2 separate regions of the Mus musculus genome follow, and region 2 is linked to region 1. The links are chromatin loops, found by intact Hi-C in ENCODE. Cell type or tissue: left cerebral cortex. All regions are shown on one strand. Each heading gives the region's core, and the rest is flanking DNA. Links, peaks and the distances in the headings are about the cores only. Region 1 holds the start of Pigyl (phosphatidylinositol glycan anchor biosynthesis, class Y-like). Region 2 has its middle 9.6 kb from the start of Mir1946b.

Evidence for each region. A loop is a pair of places that touch in the nucleus more often than their neighbours do. Peaks named below come from ENCODE experiments on the same cell type or tissue, not always from the same donor. Only the 100,000 strongest peaks of a DNase experiment are listed, where the experiment ranks them.
Region 2: it touches region 1 in a loop (3-fold over the local background); 2 of 42 quality-filtered maps call a loop at or near these places.

Annotation. Positions count from the first base shown.
Region 1 is chr9:22,148,900-22,163,877 of GRCm38, forward strand. It overlaps Pigyl (phosphatidylinositol glycan anchor biosynthesis, class Y-like), which reads left to right and starts at 7,947. Exons shown (of 2, transcript NM_001082532.1): 1 at 7,947-8,014; 2 at 8,833-9,456. The coding sequence starts at 9,096. The coding sequence ends at 9,311. In left cerebral cortex, for the core only: a CTCF peak has its summit at 6,788 (motif pointing left); DNase peaks (open chromatin) are centred at 6,794, 7,213, 7,246 and 7,887; H3K4me3 peaks cover 688 bases; H3K27ac peaks cover 474 bases.
Region 2 is chr9:21,596,437-21,611,414 of GRCm38, forward strand. It overlaps the pseudogene Gm7904. Among named protein-coding and RNA genes, the nearest start is that of Mir1946b, 9.6 kb to the right of the region's middle. In left cerebral cortex, for the core only: a CTCF peak has its summit at 5,760 (motif pointing right); a DNase peak (open chromatin) is centred at 5,764.

The DNA of each region.
Region 1 (14,978 bases), core at 5,508-8,007:
TATAATCCCAGGCACACCATCTCAGGAAGATCACCTGCTAGTTATGAGCTTGTTCTGTTCTGGCTCCTGACAACAGTGTCATACACTAATTGTTGGTGTCCTGTTAGAAAGTCATTTCCTGCGCTGTGAATTCATGCTTGTTCCCAGGTTTCTCTTCTATCAGACCCAGTGGATCTGGCCTTTTGTTGAGGTCCTTAATCCATTTGTAGTGGAGTTTTGTGCAGGGTGATAAATATGGATCTATTTGGATTCTTCAACATCAGCTAACTAGTTTGATCAACAGTTTCTTTGAAGATGCTGTCTTTGTTTGTTTGTTTTCCAGTGTGTATTTTTGGCTTTGTTGTCAACAGTCAGGTCCTTATAGATGTGTGGACTTATATCTATCTGGGTTTTCAATTTGGTTTCATTGATCAGCTAGTCTGTTTTATGCTGTTCTTACTACTGTGGATCTGTACTACACCTTGCAATTGGGGAGGTGGAATCTCAGCAGTTCTTTTATTTTTACGCGTGGGCCTGAGTGCCAGAGGCTTTCCACGGAGATTTCTGGCCCGGCCTGGTGTGAGAGTTCCTGCGAAGGAAAGTGAGCGTGGGCAGGGAGGGGCAGTTACTTCTGCCTGGTCTGCTACTGCAGTTGGCTCCGCCTCCATCTCTGCCACGCCTTCCAGGTTACTCAGTTACTCTGCACCTCCCTGCACTGAGTCGGGTGGGGCTGGGCTGCAGTGAGGAGTGTGGTGCAGCTGATTCAGGTGGCGGTTCGGGAGAGCAGCCCTCTTCCTGAGTGTTACAGCTCTTAGGACAGAAGGCTCAGATGACCAAGTAGTTCTCACACCCCTCTAATCCTTACGGATAGGATTCTTTTTTTTTTTTTTTCCATTTCCTTTTTGGTCTTTTCGAGACAGGGTTTCTCTGTGTAGCCCTGGTTGTCCTGGAACTCATTCTGTAGACCATTCTCGAACTCAGAAATCTACCCGCCTCTGCCTCTGGGATTAAAGGAGTGCGCCACCACTGCCTGGCGCCGATAGGATTCTTATATACAGTTTTGGGATGGGTCAAGGTCTGACAACAGGTACTTCTCATTGGTTTGGTCTGAGAGCTTTGGGGCAACCTTATTTGCATGTGGGAGGGCTTGGTGCTGCTCCTATGTGACTGATGGCCACATACCTCTCTGTGGGGAGCTGTGGAAGGCTGTAGCTACAACCGGATCCAGGGGCCCAGGAGGCAGGGTCGAGTACCTTCCATCCCATGCAGGCAGAAATCACCTCCCACTGGGTCACAGGGGTTCCAGACCTTAGCTTAACCGGGGAACCAGACTGTGTACAGCCCACTGCGTGCCACACCCACTCCAGTGGCGTCTGCATGACAAGTCTAAAAGCTTGGCCACAGTCCTGAGGCAAAAAGTTTCACGGAAACTGGTCTCCTGGAGGTCCTTGGCATCCCGTAACATGGATGTGGTCCAGATAGTTGTCCTTGTGATAGTTGTGGAGGGTTTTGTGTGCTTTCTTTCAGTATTGTTTTACTATAGGTGCCCCCAAGGAATGATTTGACTAATAGCCAAGTTAGATTGAACTTTGCTTCCTGGCCTCCACCGGTGTCCCAATAGCCTAGTCAACCATTGAGCTGAACTTCGTCTTTGAATTTCGTAAGAATGCTACTTATTCAGACGAAATACCTCCAGTGTTAATAGAGAGATATTGAAAGGAATCAGGCATTGCAGTTTACTGGATAAGAGTTAGAAATCTCAGGGCTAGTTCAACAAAGTAAACTTAGAATTCTCATTTCAGTCATGTATGGCAGACTACATTACATAATAGTAGAAAGAAGGTGGATTGTGGTTTAAGAAGGAACTAAAGTAAATACTTAGAATAACAGCTGAGTCACTCCCATACACAGGGATTTACAATGGCCCAGGAAGAAGGTGGATTATATAATAGACTAGAATTGGAACTATGGCAAGGGCAGAAAGCCCTTGCCCCTGGCTTCTAAGAATAAGCTGACTTTAGATAGGGCTGAATTTTTTTTTTTTTTAGATTTATTTATTATTATACACAAGTACACTGTAGCTGTCTTTAGACCCACCAGAAGAGGGCATCAGATCTCATTATGGGTGGTTGTGAGCCACCATGAGGTTGCTGAGATTTGAACTCAGGACCTTTGGAAGAGCAGTCAGTGCTCTCACCAGCCCAGGGCTGATTTTTATCTCAAAACACTGTCTGTTTTGTTTAAAGAATGATTATGCATCAGATGACCTCAATGTATCTTGGCTGACGTATCACTTCCTTGTTTAATTTGGCTAAAGGTTTGTCAATCTCACGGTGTCACTGATTCTCTGTAGAGTCTTTTGTTTGTTTGTTTTTGTTTCATTGATTTCAGCCCAAGCTTGATTATTTCTTGCCACCTCTTCTTTTGGACAATATTTCTTTCTTTTGTTCTAGAGTTTTTAGTGTGCTGTCAACTTACAAATAAGGTCTCTCTAGTTTTGTTTTTGTCTTTCTTTCTCTTTCTTTCTTTCTTTCTTTCTTTCTTTCTTTCTTCCTTCCTTCCTTCCTTCCTTCCTTCCTTCCTTCTTCCTTCCTTCCTTCCTTCCTTCCTTCCTTCCTTCCTCTCTTTCTCTCTTTCTTTCTTTCTTTCTTTCTTTCTTTCTTTCTTTCTTTCTTTCTTTCTTTCTTTCTTTTTTATGGCTTTTCGAGACAGTGTTTCTCTCTGTAGCTCTGGCTGTCCTGGAACTCACTCTGTAGACCAGGCTGGCCAAATCTGCCTGCCTCTGCCTCTCAAGTTCTGGGATTAAAGGCATGTGCCACCACTGCCCGGCTTGTTTTTTTCTTGATGTAGGCATTTAGAGCTATGAACTTGCCTCTTAGAACCACCTTCAATGTATCCCATAGAATTTAGTATGCTGTAATTTCATTTTCATCCTGTCCTAAAAAGATTTTAATTTCCTTCATGATTTATGTTTTGATTCAAGATAGGATGTGTGGTTTATTTCAATTATCTTGTATCTGTTGAGACTGGTTTTGTGTCCAAGTATGTGGTCAGGATTGGAGAATTGGAGAGAGTTCCATGGGCTGCTGAGAAGAAAGTTTAACTCTAGCACTTCTCTTTAGTTTTTGTCTAGAGGGCCTGTCTGTTGGAGAGAGTTTTATGTAGGGATATATTTTTTTCTTGATCTACTTAAATAAGGGTTCAACCTCCCTTCTAGACCACCCCCTACCAGAGGTCATGGAAAAGAAAGGTTATTACGACATGGGGGGAGTGGGTCTGTTTAGAAATAGTCTTTGAGGCATTTCCCATCTTTATTGTACTCAGTCCAGTCCACTAGCAAACACCAAACATGAGTCAGAAGCTGCAGTCCAGTTTACTCAGCAGACACCACACATGAACCAGCAAGGGCCATCCAATCCAGAAGAAACTGCAAGGCTTGCCAATTAGCCCAAGTCCAAAGAAGCAACGAGAAGCCAGCTTCAGGAACCTCATCTCTCTCTCTCTCTCTCTCTCTCTCTCTCTCTCTCTCTCTCTCTCTCTCTGGTGTCACCACAAGTGAAGCTCAACAATGCAATGTAAGATGAACCAATGCATGCATGCGGTCAACGAACACTAGCAAGGTGAGCGAAGCCAATCAGTGCTCGAGCTCCCACGTCTTCGAGGTCATACTTACATTCTTTCTAAACACCATGCGTCCTTTCACGTGTCTGCTATGGCAAAACATCTGACTTAACTGACTTTCCAAAGAAGCCAGAAGTCTCCACTTCAGACTTATCCACTGCTTTTACCGTTTTCAATGCCTGCGATGCTCTCTTCCATGTGTTGTTCTGTTTGTGAGTCACATTTCTGGGGCTTTGTTTGACATCCTACACTTTTCCCTTTTAGTTTTATTTCAGCTTGGGTTTTTTTTTAGTGATTCTCTTTCTACTTTTATCTGTTGTTAGGATGTCAGTTCACAGGAATCGGCAGCGGAATCCACTTGCAAACAGCATTCACAGGTCAGCAAGGGCAGCTCAAGTCAGTGGCAACCTTGAGGCTTTGCCAGTCGGTCGGAGTCTGCAGAAGCTGCAAGAAGCCATCAGAACACCACCAGAAGTTCTTTGATGCATTTCTCTTTATGAAATCATGATAAACATTGATCAGCATAGATGGCAAGGTGAACCAATACCACACAGTGCCCTCCACTGTCTGTTGGGTTATACTTATACCCTTTCCAAAAACCACATGTTCTCACAAGCATTCGCTCTGGCGAAACATCACATGCTCTTTTTCTAGGCAGCTTCCAGAAAAAAACACCATGTGTCTGCTTCAGCAAAATATTCTCCCATGTGTCTGCTTCAGCAAAAACATCCTGTCATTAAGACAGCTTTCAGAAAAACATTGCATGACACAATTGAGTCTCCAAAGGAACCAGAAATCTCCACCTTCAGATAACTTATAAGGAGACAGTTGTCTGAGTTCAGCTATCTCAAGGACAGCTTCTCCATCTTGCTGTCGGCTTCAAACTAAATTCAAGTTCCCAGGCCTGGGATCCAACTCCTATCCTGATTAGTGGAAACTCCCTTGCTAACCCCTTATGTCAAATATGATTGAGCAATGCCACAGTCTACCCTGCTTACCTAGCTTTACGGTTTTGTCCTTTAAATATGCTGTGCGACTTTCCTCCAGGGTTGCAGTTCAGCTCACGGGTCTGATCTCTGGCCCTGATCACTCAGTAGTGGCTTGATTACAATAATTTTGTCATCGCCTTGACCTGGTATTTGAGTTGTGTTGGATCTAAGCAGATTCCATAACATAGGAAAGCCTTAATCTGGGGCTGCAGCAGGAGGCAGAGTCTAAGATATAAATCTCTGAAAATCTTCAAAAGGAAAGAATCAGAACTGGAGCTGGAAAGATGCTTAGTGGACAAAAGAACTCACTGCCAGTTTAACAACCTGAGTTTGAATCCTGGGATCCACATGAAGAAAGGAGAGAAATGACTGCCATAAATTCTCCTCTGACCTCTCCATGCTCAATGTGGCACAGAAGCATGTGTGTCCACACACAAATAAACAAATGAAATAAAATGTTTTATAGATTTGCTTATGTATATGGGCATTTTGCCTGCACATGTCTGTGTACTGCGTGCAATGCCCGAAGAGGCCAGAAGAGGCGTTACATGGCCTGGAACTGGAGTTACAGGTGGTTGTGAGCTGCTATGTGGAGATATAAGTCACCAATTTAGGAAGAACTTAATTACAGATTTGTGAGATAGTCACACAATTCCTTTAAATTAAAAAAGAATGCATTTTCATCTTGTCACTTACCAGGCAAGCTGTGACAATTAAAATATTAACCGAGGGGGCTGGAGAGATGGCTCAGCAGTTAAGAGCATTGACTGTTCTTCTGAAGGTTCTGAGTTCAAATCCCAACAACCACATGGTGGCTTACAATCACCTGTAATGAGATCTGATGCCCTCATCTGGTGTGTCTGAAGAAAGCTACAGTGTCCTTAGATATAATAATAAATAAATCTTTAGGCCGGAGTGAGCAGGGCTGACCGGAGTGAGCAGAGGTCCTGAATTCAAATTCCCATCAACCACATGATATACATAAAATAAATTAAAAAATATTTTAAAAAATTAACCTAAAGGTTAAGGAGAGCTAGTAGAGAAAGGGGGAAATGGCAATTGAGAAAGACATTTTTAAAGGTACCATGACTGTAGAGGCTCTAATGAAAATCTTAGACTGAAACGCCCTTACTTGTAAAAGGGTAAAGTGTGTGCAAGACGTAGGCCAGGTGCATATGCATCCTGCTGGTTGGTTTTTACCATCAGCTTGGTACACACTAGAGTCATCTGGGGAGAAGGGTCCTCAATTGAAGAATTACATCCATCAGATCGGCTTGTGGGACTGTCTCTGGGGCATTTTCTTGGTTTCTAGCTGATATAGGAGCGGCCAGCCCATCGTGGGCGGTAACAAACCTAGGCAAGTGGGCCTAGGTTACATGGAAAGCTGTCTGAGTGTGGGAGAAGAGGCAAGCCAGTAAGAAGTGGTCCTCCGTGGTTTCTGCTTCAAACTTCTGCCTTGAGTCTCTGCAATGAAGTCCCTCCATGATAGATCGTGACCCCTCTGCTGTCTGCCCCTCATCTCTCTGACACCCTCTTCTGGTATGTCCGAAGAGAGCGACAGTGTACTCATATTCATTAAAAGTAAATCTTTTGTTGTTGTTGTTGTTGTTGTTGTTTTTTCGACACACGGTTTTTCTGTGTAGCCCTGGGTATCCTGGAACTCACTCTGTAGACCAGGCTGGCCTTGAACTCAAAATCCGCCTGCCTCTGCCTCCCAAGTGCTGGGATTAAAGGCGCGTACCACCACTGCCCCGCAAAAAGTAAACCTTTGAAAAAACAAAACAAAAAACACCTTGTCCTAACACGGGGTTTCCTCTTTACCTTTTTAAACCGCCATTTCCCTGTGCACCACGTCTTTCTCCCCTCTACCCAGAGGCAGTCCTTTGCTGTGCTGTCATCATCCTGTCTGTTGTGACCCCCCCCACCCCCCTTCTCCCTCATCCTCTATCTCCTGTCTTTGGCTCTTATTCCCTGCCCTTTGAACTTTGGGGCAAAACCCCTCTACGCTAAGAACTTGGTCTTGGGTATCTTGCGCCAATACTGGCCTTTTCACAGGCGTGTGTAGTGAGTGCCTTTACCTCTTGAACTATCTTGCTGGCTATTTTTTGTTCCGATTTTAAATTTTTAAATTAAAAAATGTTTGTTACTTGCTCTGTGTAAACCATAGGATGGTTTGTCCTCAGCTCTCTCCTGCCACCTTGTGGTTGCAACAGAAGCTGCACGGACTCTATACCACTACTTACCTCTGAGAAGAAAAACTTTCTGATCTTTTAGCTTGCGGGAAGATTAAGGGATGGAGCTTCCTGTGCAGTACTGTGCAGAATCCTAGCTCAGCCTCATTTTTCTTTACGCTGGGATCAGAGATAACACTGCCTCACTAGGCAAGGCAGTGGCCGGCCCCGTGGACAGCATTTACGAACACCGTCCCTCCCCCCAACCCCAAGGCACACACACTCATCGTCTTACTATGTAGTCCGGATGACCTGGAACTTGCTATGTAGACCAGGCTGGTCTCGAACTCACAGAAATCCGCTAGCTTTTGCCTAAGGAGTGCTAGGATTAGGAGTGTGCTTGGCTACATTTTCTCTTAAAACTTCATTTTGCACTTTTTGCGGGAGTACACTCAGGTGTGCCACAATACATGTGTGGAGGTCAGAGGAAAATAGTTCTCCACCATGTGGGTACCGGAAGGTCGATCTCAGGTAGTCTGACCTGGCAGGAAACGCCTATACTCGCTGAGCCATCTCATCAGCACAAACTATTATTTTGCCATTTACCGATTCATACGTAAAATAATGTATCAGTCATCTTTCCGCTGCTTAAGAGGATAGATGATAGTGGCTGAGGCCAGGTGCGATTCAGGATTCAAGTTTATCAATTAGAAGTGGGGAAGGCAGCCGGGCATGGTGGTGCACGCCTTTAACCCCAGCAGAGGCAGAGGCAAGTGGATTTCTGAGTTCGAGGCCAGCCTGTTCTACAGAGTGAGTTCCAGGACAGCCAGGGCTGTCTCGAAAAACCAAAAAAAAAAAGTGGGGAAGGCTTTTCAGTGCAGAAAGACCCCACTGTCTGCTCTGGAGCGCCATGAATAAACTGTGGCAAATACGTTCCTCTCCTACTTCCAGCAGGACTAGCATAGGGGACGCCCAGCCAGAGACGATGGGATCCTTAGCTATCCGGTGCTCTCAGAGTCTTTCTGGCCTCACCCGTCAATCAAGACCACGGGGGCGGAGCCTGAGCCTGGGAGCGAAGGCAAGGTGAACTGTCCAATGAGCACGCGCGGACCGGCTCCATCGCGGGATCTGGGTTCCTCACCCCGCCCCTGCAGGGATTTGATTGGGCGGCTGGCCGGGCTGTCCCGCCTTCGTGGGGCGGTGACTGTCACCGCCAGGCGCCGAAGGGACCGGACTCCTACAGGCCTGCAAACGGTGAGTTGAGGGTCTCGAAATACGAGCGGAGGAGCTGTTGAAACCGGCTGGGGCGGGACTCGCGCCAGCTTGGCGTCTGCGCCATGGACGCCGCCGACTCCGTTTGTCTGGCTGGTTCGTTTTCGGTTCGGCCGGGTTCCCCCTGTCCTGTCTTGCCCCGCTCGGCTCGGCTCGGTTTTCTTCGGCTCGGCTCGGCTCGGCTCGGCTCTGTCCCTCCGTCGGTCAGAGACTGCAGCGGGCTCGTTGCCCCTTCTGGTCCCCGAGGCGACTGCGCCCAAGGGATGGCGCTGTCTTCGGTCTGTGCATTGACCGCGGGTGGCTCGTGACCTGGCCCCAGGTTCTGGTGCTGGTTCCCAGCCAGTCCTCGTATAGAAAGCCTCACTCAGATGTCTGAAGCGAACCCGGATTTGTAGGTCGCATTCCGCTTCCCCAGTTCACAAAAACATTATCAGTCCACCTGTCCTTCATTCTGTTTTTCAAATTGCTTACTTCCCAAAGTAATTCATGACACTTGTAGTGTTTTAAGCATGGTCTGGCAGCCGTTCTTTTGTCACTGCCTCCTCAATACTGATACCTCTGATGGGGGTCACTATAGGCAGTTTTGGAGGACACTCCTTTTTTTAAAGGCTTCTTTCTAGCCGGATGTGGTGGCTTGGGGAGGCTGATGCAGGAGGATCACAACGTTCGAGGCCAGCCTGCCGGTTCCAGCAATCCTGTCTCTAACCTACTCAGTGCTGGTACTGGCTGCTTCCCCATCCTTTCCTCTCCCTTCCCGTCGCCTGCCCTTCATCTTGTCATCTTGCATTTTTCTCATACAGTTAAAAGACCTCTCGCCTGCGCTGCGAGGGACACAGGTGGTGTCTGCAGTCGCTGGTAACCGCTGCGTGTGACGCGGAGGCTGAGGAGCCGGCACCTTCGGCCTGGGACCCCTGGACTTTCTGCGTGCCCTTGGGAAGCATGCCTGGGTGAATGAGGAGTCGGGACAAGGGGAAGATAAGACAAGAGCGCACCCGCACGAGAACAGAACTTTTCAAACAACTGAGTTTTCTTGAGACAGTTAACCTTTTAAGAAGGGAGGAAGATGATCCGGTCCCTGCCCACCATGACCGTCCTCATCCCACTGGTCTCGCTGGCAGGCCTGCTCTACTCCGCCTCCGTGGAGGAAGGCTTCCCAGAGGGCTGCACCAGCGCCAGCAGCCTGTGCTTCTACAGCTTGCTCTTGCCGGTCACCGTGCCTGTGTACGTGTTCTTCCATCTGTGGACATGGATGGGCCTGAAGCTCTTCAGACATAACTAGGGGAGCCGAGGCCCCTCCTGCTCGGGCTGCCTGCGGAGTGGGGCATGGCCGGAGGTTCCTGGCTGTTGCAGATTCTTTTGTAGCTGAAAAATACTTTTCAATAAAATGTCTTATGGGAGAGGAACACGACCAGCCTTCATCCAAAGACTGTTTCTTCTAAGATTTGTTCTTAATTGTGTGTCTGTGTGTGGGTATGCGCATGTGAGTGTGGGTGCCCAAGGAGGCCATGCAAGTGATGGGTCCCTGGAGTTGGGGGTACAGGCAGTTGTAGGCTACCGGAGCTGTGTTCAGATCATCCATAAAGGATGCGAGTTCATGTTCTTAGCCCCTGAGCCATCTCTCTGCCCGCCTATTGCCTTCTCATTTAGTTCTGGGGAACCTCAAGCTGTGAGAGGCAGACCTTGTCCTCCTTACCTTCCTGTCTCTACCTCCTGAGTGCTAAACTTATAGGCAAGAGCTCCACATCCATTCATGTGGTGCTGGAGGAACCCAGGGTTTCAGGAACGCCAAGCCAGCACTCTGCCAACCAAGCACCCAGGCCCTAAGGACTGTCTTTTTTTTAGCCCATTCATTTAAAAGTTAGTTGTTTGGAAGCCAGGCAGTGGTGACACACACACTTGGGAGGCAGAGGTGGATCTCTTGAGGGTCCAGGCCAGCATAGTGAGACTGTCAAAAATAATTTGGGATTTTGTTTCCGCTTCAAGGTCAATGGTGAAGTGTTAGGTTTGACTCCTCCCAGAGGAGCTGAGTGGAGTAGTGCCATATATAAAAACCAATATCTGGAAGCTGGACATACCAAGCCTGGGTCTGCGGCTGGGCAGATGGCTCAGCAGTTCCTTGGACCAGCTGCTCTTAGTCCCCAGGTTGGTGACTCACGACTGCCTGTAACTCCAGTTCCAGAGGATCAGACCTCATTCTGGGCACCTGCAGACCTGTGGCATGTTTATTCATGCACACACACATTAATAAAAAAATTGTTTTACAGAGGAAAGAAATCTGACTTTATAAAGTTACTTTTGTATTTTTCTTTTAGGTTTATTTATTTTATTTAGATGAGTACACTGTAGCTGTCTTCAGACACACCAGAAGAGGGAGTCAGATCTCATTACAGATGATTATGAGCCACCATGTGGTTGCTGGGAATTGAACTCTGGACCTCTGGAAGAACAGTCAGTGCTTTTAACTGCTGAGCCATATCTCCAGCCCAGTGTTTTGTTTTGTTTTGTTTTGTTTTGTTTTGTTTTCTTTCTGAGACAGGGTTTCTCTGTATAGCACTGGCTGTCCTGGAACTCACTCTGTAGACCAGGCTGGCCTCGAACTCAGAAATCCACCTGCCTGCCTCTGCCTACCAAGTGCTAGGTTCTTGGATTCTTTTTTGTTTGTTTTTGTTTTTGGAGACAGGGTTTCTCTGTGTAGTCCTGGCTATTTTGGAACTCACTTCGTAGGCCAGGCTGGCCTCGAACTCAGAAATCTGCCTACCTCTGCCTTCCGAGTGCTGGGATTAAAGGCGTGCACCACCAGCGCCCGGCTAGGTTCTTGGATTCTTATTCAAGGAATAAAAGCCCATATACAGATTTGCAAAGTTGCCAGGAAACTTAACTCAAAGCCAAGCTATAGGTCAGGCATGCAGATATGTGTCTATGAGGGTGTATTAGTCAGGGTTCTCTAGAGCACAGAACTTATGGATAGTCTCCATATAGTAAAGGAATTTATTGATTACTTATAGTCTGCAGTCCAATTCCCAACAATGGTTCAGTAGTAGCTGTGAATGGAAGTCCAAGGATCTAGCAGTTACTCAGTCTCACAGCAAGCAGGCGAAAGAGCAAGAGTGAGACTCCCTTCTTCCAATGTCCTTATATGGTCTCCAGCAGAAGGTGTAGCCCAGATTAAAGGTGTGTTTCACCACACCTTTAATCCCGAATGACCTTGAACTCTGAGATTTAATCTTCTGGAATCCATAGCCACTATGCCTCAAAGATCTCCATACCAAGATTCAGATCAGAATCTTCTATCTCCCAGCCTCCAAATTAGGGTCACTGGTGAGCCTTCCAATTCTGGATTGTACTTCATTCCAGATATAGTCAAGTTGACAACCAGGAATAGCCACTACAGAGGGTTTGGGTTTGTTTTTTTATCAAAGCAGCACACCTGTTCTCCCAGACTAAACCCCTCTGATCCTCTTTTTCTCCCTGTACCTCCAGGTTCAAAAACTCTGCCTCCAAAAGCACGGTACTCAGGTTTGTAACACACACCCCTAAAAATAGACACAAAGTCTTGAAAAAAGAGAAAGTTCTCTTTGGCTTGAGGGTAAGCCAGAGATGGGAAGTGTTGGGTGTGACCATTTCTAGTTTTTGATGCCTGCATGGGACACAGAGTCTGGAATTCCTTGAGTACATTGGACTTTGTGGCCCCTGGGGAAGTCCCCACAGCCACCCTGGGAACAGGATTAAAGAAGTCAGGGACTGGAGTGATGGCTCAGAGATTGAGAGTGTGTCCTACTTTTATAAAGTGTTTTTATTAAGATTATTTTGTGAGTATTTGACTTGCATGTGTAAATGAGCACCGTATGCGCGCGATGTACTTGGAGGTCAGAGGCCGGTGTCAGGTCCTCTGGAACGTGACTTAGGGGAGTTACAGGAGCCACCATGTGGGAATTGAACCTGGGCCCTCTTAAAGAACAGCAGGTGCTCATAACGTCTAAGCCAGCGCTCCAGCTCTGGGCTTGTTTTCTGTTGCTGTGATAAAACCACAAGCAAGTTGGGGCAAGAAAGGGTTTGTTTGACTTCCACTTTTAAATCATAGTTCATCAATGAGGGGGACGTTGGGGCAGGAGCTCAGGGTGGGAGCCTGAAGGCAGGGATTGAAGCAAACCCTGGATGGCTTACTCCCTAGCTCACATCAGCTACTGTTCAGGCCAGGCCTGGGGATGGCACCACCCACAGTGGGCTGGGCCCTCCTGTATCAGTAATTAAATTATGTCATAGACATACCCACAGGCCAATCAACTAAGCCATTAAGTAGTTCCTTGAGGTTCCCTCTTTCTAGATGACTAGTCAAGCGTAGCTGCCTGCTACTGGGTTCCTGAAAGTAAAGATGGAAGATGGGAAGGGCAGCCAGAGAAATAAGGAGCCAAGACAAAATTTTCTGATCAAGGCCGTGTTTACTTCTTGCGTCTGAGCTTATAAAGGGGGGGAACCCATCCCCCACCACGCCAGGATCTTGTTGCTTGGTCAGGATAGTGTCAGAACAGGTTCAGCCTCTCAGCAGGTAGTGGTGTCTTGGGGGAAAGCTGCTGACCGTGGCAGGACAATAGACCTAACTTGGTCTGAAGACTCCACCCTAGGTGGGCTAGCAAGTGTGGCAAGCCAGGTCTGAGCCAGCCTGCTCAAGGCTGGGGGAAGGGCACAGTCAAGGTGACAAGACTAACCAGCACGGAATTCGTGCTGCTCTTGAAGAAGACTGTGGTTTCCAGTGCCTGTGGATGGTGGCTCACTATTGCCTGTGAAAGACCCACAACGTGAGGACTCCCCCACGTTCTGACTTAGGAGAGGCGACACCCCAAAATCACCAACGAGAAACGGCCTAGATGCAAATTGCAAGAGGATTTTTATTCAAGAGCACTCTCGGGCCCACGGTCATACACCACGCAGGGGTAGAGGACTGTGGTGTGCCGAGTAGCTGAGTAAGGGGGTATTTAAAGGAAAAAACCATAACTCAAGGAGGTGGGAAGGGCGTTGTTGGAAAATACCAAAAATACCAGATAAGAGTCACAAGGAAGTACAAAGTCACAGGTGTCACAAGGAATACCTGGTAATTGTTAACTCTCAAGACCGTTTCTAAGAGCCCCTAACAATAGCACATTTGCATTGCAGGTTCCAGCAATGGTCAGGGTGACTTTCTTTGAATGAGCACTCTTTGAACCCAGGAAGCAGGTGGGTAGAGGAATGTCACTATCTGTTTTATGATTAGCATACCTTGGAGCACTGAGTTTACTACTCTTTCACCTGTAACTCAGTGCCTTTCTGACAGCCTCAGACAACTGCACTCATACATGCACCCAGGTACCGATACAAACAGACAGATAATAAGTAATATAAATAAATCTTCTTATTGTTGCTGTTAGCTTAGGGGGATCAGAAGTCACAGCTGGGGAGGGGGCCATGGAGATGGGGGTCTCCTGCCCCAAGCCTTCCCTCCACCTGTGCTTACGCTTGAGTAGCTTGCCTTGTTCCTTCCTGTGTGAGGGGTGGGAGCCGGCAGACAGCACCACCCCTCCCCAGATGGCGAGGAGGCTCATGGTCATGGACAGGAGGATCTGTGGTGTGCGTGCGTTTTGTCTGCCCCTGTTCCCCATGTAGCCCTTTGCCTTCGAGTCTTCCAACGGCACAGGAAGAAGTCTCACATCCACGGCCCTATCCCTCAGAGGCCCAGCTCTCCCCTTCCTTCTCTGGACAGGCTGAAGGGCCTTTTCTGCAACTGTTTGAAGAACAACGAAGCACACCTGTGCTACACAGGAGAGATGAGAGTGGCTCACTGCGAGAGTGGTTGTAGGCCTGTGATGAGTGTGTAAAGCATGTGTGTGTGTGTGTTGTGGGCCATGGCTTCAGTAAAAATAAACTTTAGTAGCCAATAAACTCGAAACATTCTTGGCCTCCTTTGGGGCTAACATTCTAGAATTTTTGTTTTTTTAAATCCAATTTGATGTTACTCAACCAGGTTCTGTTGCCCATTTGAAACGAGCTTTGCAAAGACAAGAGACAGTCAGATACAACATGGGGGATCCAGTTCTTCAGTTGGCGTCCTGAGCTGGGGTAAGGCTTAGGGGTACTTAAGAGATAAAGAAGCGGAACTGAGGAGGAGCCGTTAGGTAAGACAGCATGTGAGGTCATGAGGAGAAGCCGTTACGTAAGACAGCATGTGAGGTCAGACCACCCCTGGGCCTCCACCTGCCATGCATGCAGGGGTCTAAGTACATCACACCCATGCCGTAATGTGCATTTCCCCTCCAGAAATAATTTAAAATTATTTTATCTCTTTGAAACATAGTCTGTGTATCCTTGGCTGGCCTGGAGCTTGATATATAAACCTGTCTAGCCTCATACTCAGAGACCTACCTGCCTCTGCCTCTGGCTCTGGCTCTGCCTCTGGAGGGCTGAGTTAAAGGAAAGCAGCACCACACTGGGCCTTTTTATTTTCTTAATCCCTGGGGACTGAACCCAGGGATTCTTGAATCCTAGGCAAGGAAGGACTCTGTTAACTGAAGTTACATCTCTGGTTTCCTCACAGGCATTCTGCCCTTAGTAATGAGCAGTGGGTGTTTTCTGAAGGGTTATTGACTGGGAAACCGGACAGGCTGATAACATCTGCACACCGGAGCTCGGACCACACCGGTGTTCCTCTGTATCTACACCGCCGAGGCTTCTCGAGGTAACAGATCTGCAGATGGGATCATCCACCCCGAACTTCCCTTTGCTGTCCTACAAAACCCCAAGCTCTGACCCCAAGCCATAAAATTATTTTCATAGCTACTTCATAACTATGACTCTGCTAGTGTTATGAATTGTAATGTAAATATCCTTCATTGTCCTGGCCAAAGGACCTCTGTGGAGGTCCGCCTCTTACTTTCCATCGATCCTGTTCTAAAACTTTTAGTAGTTTGAGATGAAC
Region 2 (14,978 bases), core at 4,449-6,948, 550 kb before region 1:
CTGAATCTGATCTTCAAGACTCACTTGATGGAAGGATAAAATTAATTCCAGCAGATTATTTTCTGACCTCCATACACATGGGTGTGAGCATGTTCATGTACACAATGTGCAAATATTTTTTTTTTTCAAGACAGGGTTTCTCTGTGTAGCCCTGGCTATCCTGGAACTCACTTTGTAGACCAGGCTGGCCTTGAACTCAGAAATCTGCCTGCCTCTGCCTCCCAAGTGCTGGGGTTGAAGGCGTGCACCACCACGCCTGGCGCAAATAATTTTTAAGTACAACAGTGGGATCATGCTTGAAAGTTAGAGTTTCATACTACTCTCCACTTCTTTTTTTTTTGTTTTTGTTTTGTTTTTCGAGATGGTTTCTCTGTGTAGCCCTGGCTGTCCTGGAACTCACTCTGTAGACCAGGCTGGCCTCGAACTCAGAAATCCACCTGCCTCTGCCTCCCGAGTGCTGGGATTAAAGGCGTGCGCCACCACGCCCGGCTCCTACTCTCTACTTCTTCCAGGTCTTCTGTTTGTCCTTTTCTCCAGAGTTCCCTCAGCCTTGTAGGCGATAACCAAAATGTCATGCATCTCAATTTTAAAGAGAGGGAAAAATCAACATTCAGGTAAGGAAGATGGCTTAGCAGATGAAATATAAGCATGCACCCCTGAATTCAGATACCCAGTACCCACATAAAGCAGGGCACGGCTCCACACTATCCTAGCACTTGGGGGTCTGAAGATAGGTAAATGCCACGAGCTTGCCTGCCAGCCAGTCTAGCTGAATTCAAGTTTAGTGAGAGACCTGTCCAAAAGAGAGGGCTGGGGGAGCCGGGCGTGGTGGCGCACGCCTTTAATCCCAGCACTCGGGAGGCAGAGGCAGGTGGATCTCTGAGTTCGAGGCCAGCCTGGTCTACAAAGTGAGTTCCAGGACAGCCAGGGCTATACAGAGAAACCCTGTCTCGAAAAATCAAAAAAAAAAAAAAAAAAAAAAAAAAAAAAAAAAAAAAAGAGAGGGCTGGGGGCAGACTGGACACATACATGCCTTTGATCCTAGTATTCCTGGAGGCAAAGTGGGCTTATATCTGAGTTCAAGGCCAGCTGGTCTACATAGTGAGACCTTGTCTTTGAGAGAGAGAGGGAGGGAGGGAGGGGCCAGGGGGGGTAGCAGATTAGAAAAATGCTGCTGTGAGGCTAAGAAAGTCACCCAGCTCCCAGCCCTGTGACTTAGTTTGCAGAGTGAACCCAGAAGTTGTCCTCTAACCTAGACAAGCATGTCCTGGCAGAGGTGTGCCTGATGTCTTTGATCCTAACCTGTGTAGCCATACTTGATTTTGGGGGAAGGGCAGTTCCTCCCCCAAATAGTGTGGGACATAAGGCAAGTACTCTATGGGTCACACTGCAGCATCTCCTTGCTAAAAGGTATTAAATAATGTCATCCCTTGCCATGAATAAACCTTGTTAAGAGCATTTACTGTTGTTGCAGAGGATCTGGGTTTGGTTCCCTGTATTCACGTGGTAGCTTTCAACCATCTGTTAATTCCAGTTGCAGGTGATACCCTACCACCTTCTGTGAGCTGAAGGCACTAAGGCTTGCTCAGGTACAAGCAAAACATAGAACTTGCCAGGTGTGGTGATGCACCCCTGTAATCTCAGACTTGGGAGACAGGTGGATCTCTTGAGTTTCCAGGACAGCTAGAGCTACATTGTAAGACCCAGTCTCAAACAACAACAAAACGGCTGGTCCCCAGAGGTTTTCCTGTAACCTGGACAGGCATGCCTTGCAGAAGTGTGCCACTCTCACATCACACTTTTTTTTTTTTTTTTTTTTTTTTTGGTTTTTCGAGACAGGGTTTCTCTGTATAGCCCTGGCTGTCCTGCACACACAACTTTTAAAGGTTCATTTTATGTATATGATTGTTTTGCCTGCACTGTTGCCTAGGTACCACAGAAGTGCAGTGCTCAGAAAGGTCAGAAGAGGGCACCGGTGGTTGTAAGCTGCCATTTGGCTGCTATGTCTGAACCCAGGCCCTCTGCAAGAGTGGCAAGTCTTGGTCCACTAAGCCATTTCCCAGCTCTGTATAGTTTTTTAAAAGCTTTTTTAAAAAGCTAGTCAGCAATATGATTCAGTGGGTAGATGTGCTTGCCATTTGAGCCTTGCTCCTCAGAATTCAGAGTTGTCCTCTGACCTTCACTATGCAAGCAGGTCCTAGCACTCATATACAACATGCATCGCATGGATAGTGGAAAGGGGGGAAAATCTAAATTCCTGTAGTATTCCATAACTCATCTGAGACTCTGGTCCACAATCCAACTCCTCCCTTTTTTCCTAGTTGGCCTTGAACTTGTGTGTAGCCAAGGATGGTCTTGAACTCCTTACTCTCTCTGCCTCCTGAGTCCTGGGATAAAAGGCATGACCTGTGCAGTTTTTCATCTTTTTTTTTTTTTTTTTTTTTTTTGAGACAGGGTTTCTCTGTGCAGCCCTGGCTGTCCTGGAACTCACTCTGTAGACCAGGCTGGCCTCGAACTCAGAAATCCACCTGCCTCTGCCTCCCAAGTGCTGGGATTAAAGGCGTGCGCCACCATGCCCGGCTCTTTCATCCTTTTTGTTAGATTAGTAGTAATAGCTTTTCTTGGCTTTCAACTTGACTACATCTGAAATTAGTGGAATCCTAAGGGACCGGGTATACCTCTGAGAGAATTTTTTTTTTCCTTAATTAAATGTTTTGAAGTGGGAAACCAACCTTTTTTTTTTTTTTAAAGATTTATTTATTAACATTGTAGCTCACTTCAGATGCACCAAAAGAGAGGGCATCAGATCTCATTACAGATGGTTGTGAGCCACCATGTGGTTGCTGGGAATTGAACTCAGGACCTCTGGAAGAGCAGTCAGTGCTCTGTAACCACTGAGCCATCTCTCCAGCCCAATCTGGATCTTTTGAGGTGGAAAGATTTACCTTTGATGTGAGTTAACCTTTTATAAAGGTCATGAAAGAAGAAGAAAGCTTTTGCTCTTTGCCTGCCTGCCCTCATTCTGGTTGGCCAAGTGCATTGCATCATGGCCATTAGAGCCTGTTTCTGCGGGATCCCAGTGGACACTGAAGACCAGCTGAGACACCAGCTTCCTGGGCTGAACAGCTACTCAGTTCTTAGACATTTCATTGGTAAATAGCCATCGTTGAACTGGCTGGACCACAGCCTGTAAGTCATTCTGCTAAATGTGTGTGTGTACGCACGTGCACGCGTGTGTGTAAAGCCTGGGTCCTCTTTAAGAGCAACAAATGCTCTTTAACAGCTGAGCCAACTCTCAGCCCCTCTCAAATGAGGTCTCAGTATGTAACACTAGCTGTCCTGGAACTCATGTGTGGACCAGGCTGGCCCCAAACTCAGAGATGTGCCTGCTTTGTCCAGGCCTGGCTGACCCTCATGGGAATGGCTAGTGAAGCCCCATGCGGCTTAGCGCAGCAAATACAAGGTGCTTCATCCATTTATTGAAACTCAGGAATGGCATGTGGTGGCAGAAGTTGGTGCCATTGGAAAGGGCCACATCCATTCCTAGAACATGTGCCTGATTTGCAAAAGAGGCAAACATCAGGACCTGGGCTATATGTTCCATCCACCATCTGTAGATGACAGCCTGGACTTCAGGAAGATACCTCTCAGGGTAATGGGTAGACCCTGGAGGGTGACAGTCCTTAGACTTCATTGCCCTTAGCCAGCCAAGTACTGGCCTTGCACATACCAGTGTTTACTTAGCCCAGCTAATTCACCAATTCACCAGGTTTGCAGTCTGGTTGTCCATACCTGCACTCTGTTAAAGCCAGGTGCTCTGTGAGCCTGCCTCTGAAGCTCTTCATGATTGAGATCTATAGTTCTCAGCCAGCCACCTACCCCCTTCTAGGTTTGGTCCCCTGATAGGCACAGCTAGCCAGCCCTCTTGTTAGGTTCTGCACCGAGGGAGCCAACCAAGGTGGAATGGTGTGATAAGTGTAGCTGACTTCAGTTGTGTTCACCCAGCATATAGGGAGCCCCAGGCTCCAGCCTGATGACCATTAATAGGTCTTGTACAATCTGTAACCTCAGCACTTTTCTCTGACTAAAGGGAGGCTCCTTAATACTCAATACCTCGAGTATGTAGTGATCCGGTTCAAGGCCAGCCTGGGCCAAATGAGACCCTATCTCAAAAACAAAAAACTCGACAAGAAAGGAGATTAGGAAAAACTTTCGCAGATTCTTTCCTGCTGATATTTCCTAAATAATGAAGTATAAAGCTAGGTATGGTGGCTTACATCTGCTATCCTAGACAAGAAGAGGCTGAGGCAGGAGGATCAGTACAGTCTTAAAGCTAGCCTGAGCTGTGACCTAGTGGTGCTGATGATGTTGCTGGGAACACTTGCCTAGCATACACAAGGCCCTAGCTTCCATTCTGGTACCAGAAACAATAAGATCTCTGTGAGTCCCAAGCCAGGCAGAGCTCCACAGGGAGACCCAGTGTAATAAACAAACAAATGTCGGCCATCAAGCATGATCCTAGAGCGCCCACAAAAGAGGAAGGAGAGGGGCCTGAAGAGAGAAAATAAAAGGTTAAAACAATTAAGTGGAAGGAGCCAGGAAGTGGTGGCATACACTTTTGATCCCAGCAACTCGGGAGGCTGAGGAAGGTGGGTCTCTGTGATTTTGATGCTAGCCTGGCCTACAAAGCTAGTTCCAGGACAGCCAAGACTACACAAAGAAACCCTGGGAAAACACAAAAACAACAGCAATGTGGGAAGAGAGAACTAACTCCACAGAGTTATCCTCTGACCTCACACACAGACTGGGGTGTGGCTGAGTACATATACACACACACACACAGCTGGGGGCGGGATAATTATTTGAAGATTTCACTTTTAGTTTCATTTATGAATGTTTGCTTGTGAAATGTGTGTAGTGCCACTGGAGGACTGAAGACGGTGTCTCTGATCTTTTGGAGCTGGAGTTACAGGAGGTTGGGAGCCACCATATGGAGTTGGGAACTGAATCTGGGTTCTTTATAAGCATACTTGGTATCTCTCTAACCCCAACATGGGTACTGGGAATGGAATCTGGGTCCTTTCCAAGAGCAGCCAGGTGTATAGTGTGCTGGATAGTTTTATGTCAACTTGGCACAGGTTAGCATCATCTGAGAGGAGGTAGCCTCTGTAAGATCATGCTGTAGGCAGGCCGGCCTGTAGGGAACTTTCTAAATGAATGATCGATGAGAGAGGACCCAGCCCATTGTGTGTGGTTCCACTCCTGAGCTGGTGGTCCTGAGTTCTGTAAGAAAGGCTGAACACACATGCCGGGCGATGGTGGCGCACGCCTTTAATCCCAGCACTTGGGAGGAAGAGGCAGGCAGATTTCTGAGTTCAAGGCCAGCCTGGTCTACAAAGTGTGTGCCAGGACAGCCAGGGCTACAAAGAGAGACCCTGTCTCAAAAAAAAAAAAAAAAAAAAAAAAAAAAAAAAAAGCAAGGCTGAACCTGTGCCTCCCCAGCTTGGGACACTGGTATCTCCAGCTTCTCATGTGCTCCCAAAGGTCAATGGTCAAATCCATCCGTACACTTGTTGCAGCAAACATTTTACCCACTGCTCCATAGCTCCATCCCTAAGTTTCTTTTTACTGAAAAATATATGCTACTGCCTACATGTCCCATGGCTTGCGTTTCTTGCACCAGCATTTGGTCACTCGGCAACAGAAGAGATTGACTTTGGGGTGGTGGCCGTGCATGTGTTTATTCTGATTAATGGACACCAGAGGGCGCCAAAGCTCCTCATTCCCAGCTAGGGCTTCTCTGTTTTGCCCTGAGCAAGGCCCAGCAGAGCAGGTGAGGGGATTAAGGTAGACTAGCTTTGACATATAAAACAAACAAACAAACAACAACAACAAAACAACAGAATTTCAAAGAGGATGAGGCTCAGTTGAATGTTTGCCTAGCACACATTCACGTCCAGTACTTCAAGCTAGACATGATATTGGCTCGCACCTGTAATCTTAGCACACAGGAGTTAGAGGCAGGAGGATCAGTTCAAGGATATAGTGAATTACAAGCCATCCTGAGAGGCTGAGAGCCTATCTTGAAAAAAAAAACAAAACGAGAGATAGAGTCTGAGAAGCAGAGGCAGGTGGGTTTCTGTAATTTTAAGGCTACATAGTGAGACCCTGTCTCAAAGAAATATGGAAAAGAAAACCCCAACTAACTCCTAACCAAAGTGGCTCAAGGCTTAAGTTGCAATGATCTAGGTTGATGGCTGTTGGAGGGTGCTCCAGTTTGTGGCAGCTGGGGCCATGAGGAGCTAAAGAGCACTTGTAGAAAGCTCCACACAATGGTCTGGATTAATGATGGCACATTTCAAAACTTGTGACTAAAAAAATAAATTGCAAAATGCAAGTCCTACATAGCGGCACACGCCTGTGATCCTAGCCCTCAGGAGGCAGAGGCAGATGAATCTCTGTGAGTTTGAAGCCGGGCTGGTCTATAGAGTGAGGTCCAAGACAGCAGAGCTATATAGTGAGACCCTGTCTTAAAAAAGACAAAAGAAGCCAGGTGTGGTGGTACATGCCTTTAATCCCAGCACTCGGGAGGCAGAGGTAGGTGGATTTCTTAATTCAAAGCCAGCCTGGTCTGGAAAGTGAGCTCCTAGACAGCCAGAGAAACCTGTCTCAGAAAAACAAAAAACAAGAGGGCTGGAGAGATGGCTCAGCAGATCTGCCTGTTTCTGCCTCTTGAGTGCAGGGATTAAAGGCGTGCGCCACCACGCCATGCTTAAGAAGTGTATTGTCTCCTTCCATCATGTGGGTTCTGGGGATTGAACTCAGGTTGTCAGGCTTGGCAGCAAATGCCTTCACCCCTAGACAGAGTCTCTCAATGTTTACCTCAGTCAAGCTAACTGGCACTGTCTTCTACCATCCGTACCCCTTTCAGTGTGCTGTACACACCCACTGTACTACTGTATCCATGGTTGCTTGGGTTCTGGGGAATCGGAACTCAGGTTGTCAGGCTTACCCAGTGTCTGTTGCACCATGACCAAGCACCTTATAAAAGAAAGCGTTGACTATGAGCTCATAGTTCCAGAGGGTTGAGCCTGTGGCCACCGTAGTGGAGAACAGGCAGCAGGCAAGCATAGCCCTGGAGCAGAAGCTGAGAGCCACCAGGAATGGCATGGGTGTGAGCCTTTGAAATGTCAGAGCCTACTCTCAGTGATACCTACTCCAGCAAGGCCAAAAAGTTCCATTACACAGGGACAAAGCATTCAAACATGAACCTATGAGGGATGTTCTCATTCAAACACCATATTCCACCCGCTGGCCTCCATAGACATAACGCACAGTGCAGTTAGTCCAACTTCAAAAGCCCACCCCTTCCTGGTTTCTCATTCTGGTGTGTCTTTTGAGCTTCTTCAGGGGCCCCTCTTTCCTGCAGAAGGGATATTTCAACAATATTTGTGTGTGATCACATGTGTGCAGGTTGGAAGGATTGGTTATTGTCTACCATGTGGATCCTAGGGACCACACTCAGGTCCTCTGCCTTGGCAGGAAGTTGCTAGCCCTAACAGTGGTCTCCGGTAGCCATCCAGCTGAGACAGCTCTGGCAGCAGAGCTTCAGGTGGGGGTCACAGTGTAGCCCTGAGTTCCATACCTGGGTCACTAGAAACTGTTTCAAGGTCCCAGCTGCAAACAGTGCATTGTCACCCTCTAGGCTGAGAACTCACTGCAATAAGAAAGTCAAGAGAGGGACTGGAAAGATGGCTCAGCGGTTAAGAGCACCGACTGCTCTTCCGAAGGTCCTGAGTTCAAATCCCAGCAACCACATGGTGGCTCACAACCATCTGTAACGAGATTTGTCGCCCCCTTCTGGAGTGTCTGAAGACAACTACAGTATACTTACATATAATAAGTAAATAAGTCTTTAAAAACAAACAAACAAAAAAAAAACAAACAAAAAAAAACAAGAAAGCCAAGAGAGGGTTTGGCCCTTGTCATTTGATGCCACATTTGTCAGGTTTTTACTGATTGTTTTTTTGTTTTACACCTTATTTCCATACACACATGTAACTGATTAGGATCACAAGGTGCAGAGGCCATGAGCCTGGCCACACATGGGGAGTCAGTCCTACTGGATCGGATCGGGGAGTGGCTTGCTCTTTCCTGTCCCATGAGATGGGAAGAGCTGCCCTTGGTTGCTACTGATGGCTTACTGGAGTACCGAGCTGCACCACATGTTGTCCATCTGGCTTGGCACCCCCAGCGGACCAGGAAGTTCTGGTCTTCTGTTTTCTTGTCTGGGCTGTTATGTCTGTACACTGACCCTATCCAGTGTGAGCTGTTATTCCTATGTAAATAAAGTTCTCATGTGTTCACCCTTCCCTGCCTGCCTGCACTATTCTTGAAGCAGGTACGGCAAGGTATGGCAAGCACACATTTGGACACAGGAAAATCAGCTATCTCTTTAAATATGGAGTCAGGGACCATTGTAGATGCCATTAGCAAGTTTAGGGACAGGAAGGAGCAAGCCACTCCCTAATCCAGCAGGAGAGACTCCCCATCTGTAGTCAGGCCAGGCTCAGAGATCAGATCTGAAATGTGTAGTGGTAGTAGATCCCTGGTGGGTGTGCATGATTCTTGCTACTGCCCCAGTGTTGTAGGTTCACAGACAGGCAGACAGATACAGACACAGACACAGACACATACACACACACACACACACACACACACAGGACTTGTTTTGTTTTGTTTTGTTTGAGACAGGGTTTCTCTGTATAGCCCTGGCTGTCCTGGAATTCACTTTGTAGACCAGGCTGGCCTTGAACTCAGAAATCCGCCTGCCTCTGCCTCCAGGACCTTATTTTTAATATGCCCTAAGCAACTCAATGGCTGGGCCACTCCCAAACTTCCATATTACTAATGCCTTGCCTCCGACACTCCTGAATTATTACTTACTAAAATCTAGATTCCATCTCTGTTACTCCAGACCCAATTGTGGATATGCTCTTGGGGCCGCTCTTCTTGGGCTTGTAAGACTCAAAGTGAGCCTTAGCTACCGGGAGACCGGCAATGAGACTTGAGAACAGAGTTCAATACAAAAGCAAGAGGTTTATTTTTCCAGCACACTGGGGTCATCCTGCACCCAGTGGAGAGGCAACCCCTTCTCTTTCTTTCATAAGCCTTTTATATAATTTTTGAGGGCAGCAACTAGGCAGGTAATGATTGATGGTTCTGATGACCCTTACATTAATTGGCTGGACAGGGAGGGGGACTCAGGAACCTTCCCTAAGGCCTCCAAGTCAGCGCTCTCAAGCTCTTCCACGGTTGTCACTCCGTCTTCTGCAGCTCTTGCCTGATCCTCCGGCCTCCTTGGCAGTACTAAAAACCCTTTTCTTCCTGGGCTTCCTTTGCCCGAGAAATCTAAAGTCTCTCTCTCTCTGTCCAGCCATTGGCCACCGGCAACATTATTCACCAATCAAAGCCACCTGGGGCCAGGGACCTTCAGTGTCTTGCAGGCGTGCCTTTCCTGGGTAATTTGGGGAGCCAAATTAACACAAATAGCATTAGAACCAATCCACAACAGAAAAGCCTGAAAGCTCAGAGGTTCGGCACCTTGTCATCTAGACCGAATGGGTCCTGATTGGTTACATGTGAGTATGCAAATAAGGTGTAGAACAAAGACGATCTGGAAAGACCAGTCAATGGCAGCATTAGAGGGCAAGGGCCAAGCCCTCTCTTGTCCTTCTTAGATAGCCAGTACATCAGCATACTGAGGAAAAAGAGGAGCAGTGAAATGACTCAGCTTGTAAGGGTCTTGCATCTAAAGCTGAGGACCAAAGTTCGATTCCTGGTACCCACATGGTGGAAGGAAAGGACTAACTTCTGCCTAGTCAGGATTGTTGGCAAGTTGTTCTCTGACTTCCACATAAAGAGGCTCTGTCAATCACAGTGCACCCTTCCTAACAAGAATAAGTAAAGAAGTAAAGAAAAAATTTTCGAGACAGGGTTTCTCTGTGTAATAGCCCTGGCTGTCCTGGAACTCACTCTGTAGACAAGGGTGGCCTTGAACTCACAGAGATCCGCCTGTCTCTGCCTCCACAATACTGAGATTAAAGGTGTGTATGCACCACCACCACCCAGCTTTGAAAAAATTATTAGAAATATATATATTTTTAAAGGAGCAATTGTGGCTCACACCTTTAATCCCAGCACTTAGGAGGCAGAAGCAGGTTGATCTCTGTGAGCTCTAGGCCAGCCTGGTCTACAGAGTGGGTTCCATGACAGTCAAGGCTATGTAGAGAGACCCTGTCTCAAAGAGGAGGGGCAGCTAAGGGGGTAAGAAGAGGAGGAGGAAAAGAGGAAGGAGGGGAAGAAGAAAGAGGAAGAGGAGAAGCAGGAGAGAAAGATGGAGGAAGTCACAGCAGCTGTGACTGCTTACAACCCACTTTCCTTTGCTCCCACATGCGGTGCTGAGGAGAGTCATTGGTTCCTTCCATGAGATTTCATCCACTCCCTCTTTCCCTGGACCTCCCAGCTAGCAGTATGTAATTTTGTCCCAGCTACATACAACTCAGAAATCTGCCAGCCTCTGCCTCCCAAGTGGTGGGATTAAAGGCATGTGCCACCACTGCCCTGCCTATAGTCAGGTCTTTTTTTTTTTTCTTTGCTTCTCAATTTAGTAAACTAATATACAATTTAGTACAATATGAATGTTTGGTAATAAAAATATTGTAATTACCAAATTTAACATCAAAATATAAAAAATAAGACTAAAGATATACAGTACAAGGGCACAAGTTGGCTTTTCTTAGTAATATATGACATTCCAAGAAAAACATACATTGGTTGTATGTTCTAGGTAACAGCTTTCAGATGCAGAGTTCTGCAAAACTTAAAATTACGGTGTTCTCAACCAGACACCCTGAGAAGGCAGAGTTGAGAGTGCTGCTAATGAGGACGACTGAGTGTCCACTCTTGCAGCCTGTGGTCACCAGCTGAGGAACCTGAGAGGGTCTATACAATGATTGTCCAGTCTACAGCCATCCGTTGCACTAACACTTATCCAAGAGAAAGAAGTTTGACTTAAAAGTGTACATATATATTCTCTATAGGGCCATACATTCATTCATGAATGTTTGTTGGTATGTATGTATATATGCATGCATGCATGTATAAGGAACAGAAGCCAGGCATGATGTACTATACCTAAATTAATACAACTTGGGAAGCTAAGGCAAGTGGATTGCCATAAGTTCAAGGCCAGCCTGAGCTACAGAATAAGACCCTGTTTCAAAACAAACAAATGCACACCCTCACACACAAATGCACATGCAGGCGGGGGGGGGGGGGGTGGAGGAGAAAGAGGGAAAGAGGAGGGGGAGAGGGAGAGGGAGAGAGGTGAATCTAGTCTGTGAATCTATGCATAACATCTCCTAGTCAGGAACACTAAATGGCAGGGTGCTAATGACTTCACCGGACTCGGTGACGATGGCATCATAGACCCAGCGGCGGTTGCAGCGGCACTCCGGCCCACACTTGTTGGAGTTGCACTTGGGGCACGGGTAGAAGCATCCCAGACAGTTCTTCTCCAGGCAGTCACACAGGTCCACGTCACGTCGTCACAGATCAGCCTGCCGCTTTTGCCGTACTTCTTCATCACCTTGTACTTCACAGAAAAGTATTCATTCACCTTCTTTGACATCCGCGCTTTCCTTCTCTGCTGCCTTGTCTCAGTTGAAGTCTGCCACCTGAGGTCCAGGGTTTTGAAATGCTAAGCACTTTAGCTGCCGCCGTCCTATCTGTTGCAGTTGCTTCTGTCCAATCTGACTGCTTTTCTCTGGAAACCTGTGGTTAGTGCGCCCCTCTTGAGTGGAGTTGTTCTTCTGTGATGGTTCAGTCATTTTGGCAAAGTTCACAGGGATATGGTCCACCATAGCAGGAACGTAAGTCAGTAAGAACCGGAGACAGCTGATCGCCTGTATCCATGGCCAGGAAGCAGAGCCTACAGCCGGGTCTTATAGAGGTATTCCTCGATTAAGAGTCCTTCCTTCCAGGTAAGTTTAGTTTATGTGTCAGTTTGAAGTGAGACCAGCCAGCACCAACAGTCAGCTGGGTTCCACCTCAAAGTTTTCACAATCGCCTAAAACTTGCACCAGTTGGGGATAAAATATTCAACACAAGAGACTATAGGGGACATTTCTGTTTTGTTCGTACTTAGATTCGAACCCAGGGCTTCAAACATGCTAGGCAGATGTTTTCACTAAGGGACATCTCAGGCTTTTGTGGGACATATTAAAATTATAAGATAGGGCATGTCAGAATTTCCTCTCTTCTGAGGAAGGATGGACCATACTCCACTGTATGGATAACTGGACTGTTTATTCATGGAAGCTTATGCCTGTGAGAAGTCAAGGCAGAGCCTGGTCTGCTTTACGGATGATGCAAATCTCTGTTTCCAAACGCCCTCCTTGCTGGGTGGTGGTGGTAAGCAACTTTAGTCTCAGCACAAATCTGAGTTTGAGGCCAGCCTGGTCTACAGAGTGAGTTCCGGGACAGCCAGGGCTACACAGAGAAATCTTAGTTCAAAGGCCTAAACAAACCACACCAAAACAACACAACAACAACACACTTTCCTCCAAAAAGAAAAAGAAAGGAAGGAAGGAAGGAAGGAAGGAAGGAAGGAAGGAAGGAAGAAAGAAGAAAAAGGAAAAAAGTGAGTGAAATGGAAGGGGGGCGGGGACAAGAGGCAGGGAGGAAGGAGACAGGAAGGAGACAGGAGAAAGTCACAGATGCCTGAGGCCTGGCTGTAGTTACCCTTCTGACAGGACAGATCTCCCAGTGTAGCTCAGCTGCCCTGGAACTCACTGTGTCACCAGCTGGGCCTCACCTGTGCTCCCCTCCTCCATTCCACTCTTTTGTTGTTGTTTGGTTTGGTTGCTTGTTTGGTTGGTTTTTCTGAGACAGGGTTTCTCTGTGTAGCCCTGGCTGTCCTGGAACTCACTCTGTAGACCAGACTGGCCTCGAACTCAGAAATCCCCCTGCCTCTGCCTCCAGAGTGCTGGGAATAAAGGCATATACTACTACTGCCTGGCTCAAGATTTATTTATTTTGGATATGGGTGTTTTGTCTGCATGTTAATCTGCACACCAGAACAAGGCATCAGATCCTATAGGACCATAGGCAGGACACAAACATACACTCGTTCACACACATATACAGACACACTAAAAGAAGAAAGAAATGTATTAACATTTAAAAGACAAGTTGGGGGGCTGGTGAGATGGCTCAGCAGGTAAGAGCACCCGACTGCTCTTCCGAAGGTCCGGAGTTCAAATCCCAGCAACCACATGGTGGCTCACAACCATCCATAATGAGATCTGACTCCCTCTTCTGGAGTGTCTGAAGACAGCTACAGTGTACTTACATATAATCAATAAATAAATCTTTAAAAAAAAAAAAGATAAAAGACAAGTTGGAAGTTTCCTTGTGGGTGCTGGTGAATTCAGGACTTTTGGAAGAGCAGTCAGTGCTTTTAACCACTGAGCCATCTCTCCAGCCCTGTCAGTGGTTTTGGTGAGTCATGGTTTCAGGTTGTGTTAGCTCAGGGTTACATAACCTATTTAAGTGAGTCTCCCAGGCCCCACTCACCAGGCTTCATACTGGGTACTTCCCCTGGGTGACAGAGGCTGTGGTTCAGTGACCTAGCAGGAAGCTAAAGGTTTGATTCTCAGAACTGAATAAACTAGGGCTGGTGGTGTGTATCTATAATCTCAGCACTTAAGAGGTCGGAAGTTCAAGGTCATTTCTGGCTAATTGTTCAGTGCCATTCTGGGCTATACAAGACGCCATCTCAAACCAACAAACAAAAAATGGGTGCGGGCAAAAGGCCCAGTGGGTGAAGATGCTTGCCACCACACCAAGCCTAATGGCCTAATTTGGATTCCCAGATGGTGAGGTCCAGTAGAAGGAAAACATAGACTCCCCTAAATTATCCCCTGATCTTCACTATGCTGAACGTTCTTTTTCCTCCCCAAAGCAGATGAGGCTATGGGAAGAAAGGACAGAGAATGTACATGGAAAGGCAGAAGAGACCAGAGAGAGAATAAGGGTATTGCTGGCAGGTTCCATGACACCTGGCTCACATTCCAGGGTCTGCTTACCATGGGCGTGGGAATCCATAAGAGTTTCCATCTGGTAGTGGTATGACTGGACAGTGTAATCCCAGCCTGCAGGAGGCTAAGACAGGGTCATGAGTTTGAGTTCAGCCTAAAGATAGTGAGAAGCTTTTCTCTAAAATCAACCAGGAACAAACCCCTGTGCTGGTTGATAGATCATTCTAGCTATGGCCAGCCAATAAGTGGGTAGTAGCATAATGGGATGGTCAGAAGGTAACCTCAGTGAGGCATGGTGGCTCATACCTGTCATCCTAGCACTTCAGAATTTGAGGAAGAGAATCAGGAGGTCAAGGCCATCCTCAGCTTCTTAAGAATTCCAGCTCCAGCCGGGCGTGGTGGTGCACGCCTTCAATCCCAGCAGAGGAGGCAGATTTCTGAGTTCGAGGCCAGCCTGGTCTACAAAGTGAGTTCCAGGACAGCCAGGGCTATACAGAGAAACCCTGTCTTGGAAAAAAAAAAAAGAATTACAGCTGGATCTGGGCTACTTGAGACACTATCTTCAAAATTAACATGGTTCAGCAGATAAAGGCACTTGCTGCCAACCCTGACAACTTGGGACTCACAGGGTAGGGTAAAACTGGCTTCTGCAAATTTCTCTGAGCTCAACATGAGCATCACGGCCCTCTCATACATGCATGTGTGCATGTACACGCGTGCACACATGCACATATACATGTAATAAAACATGTTTTTTAGAAATTTCAGGGCAGGAGAGATGGCTCAGCTCTTAAGAGCACTAACTGCTCTTCCAAAGGTCCAGAGTTCAAAACACAGCAACCACATGGTGGCTCACAACCATTCCTACTGAGATCT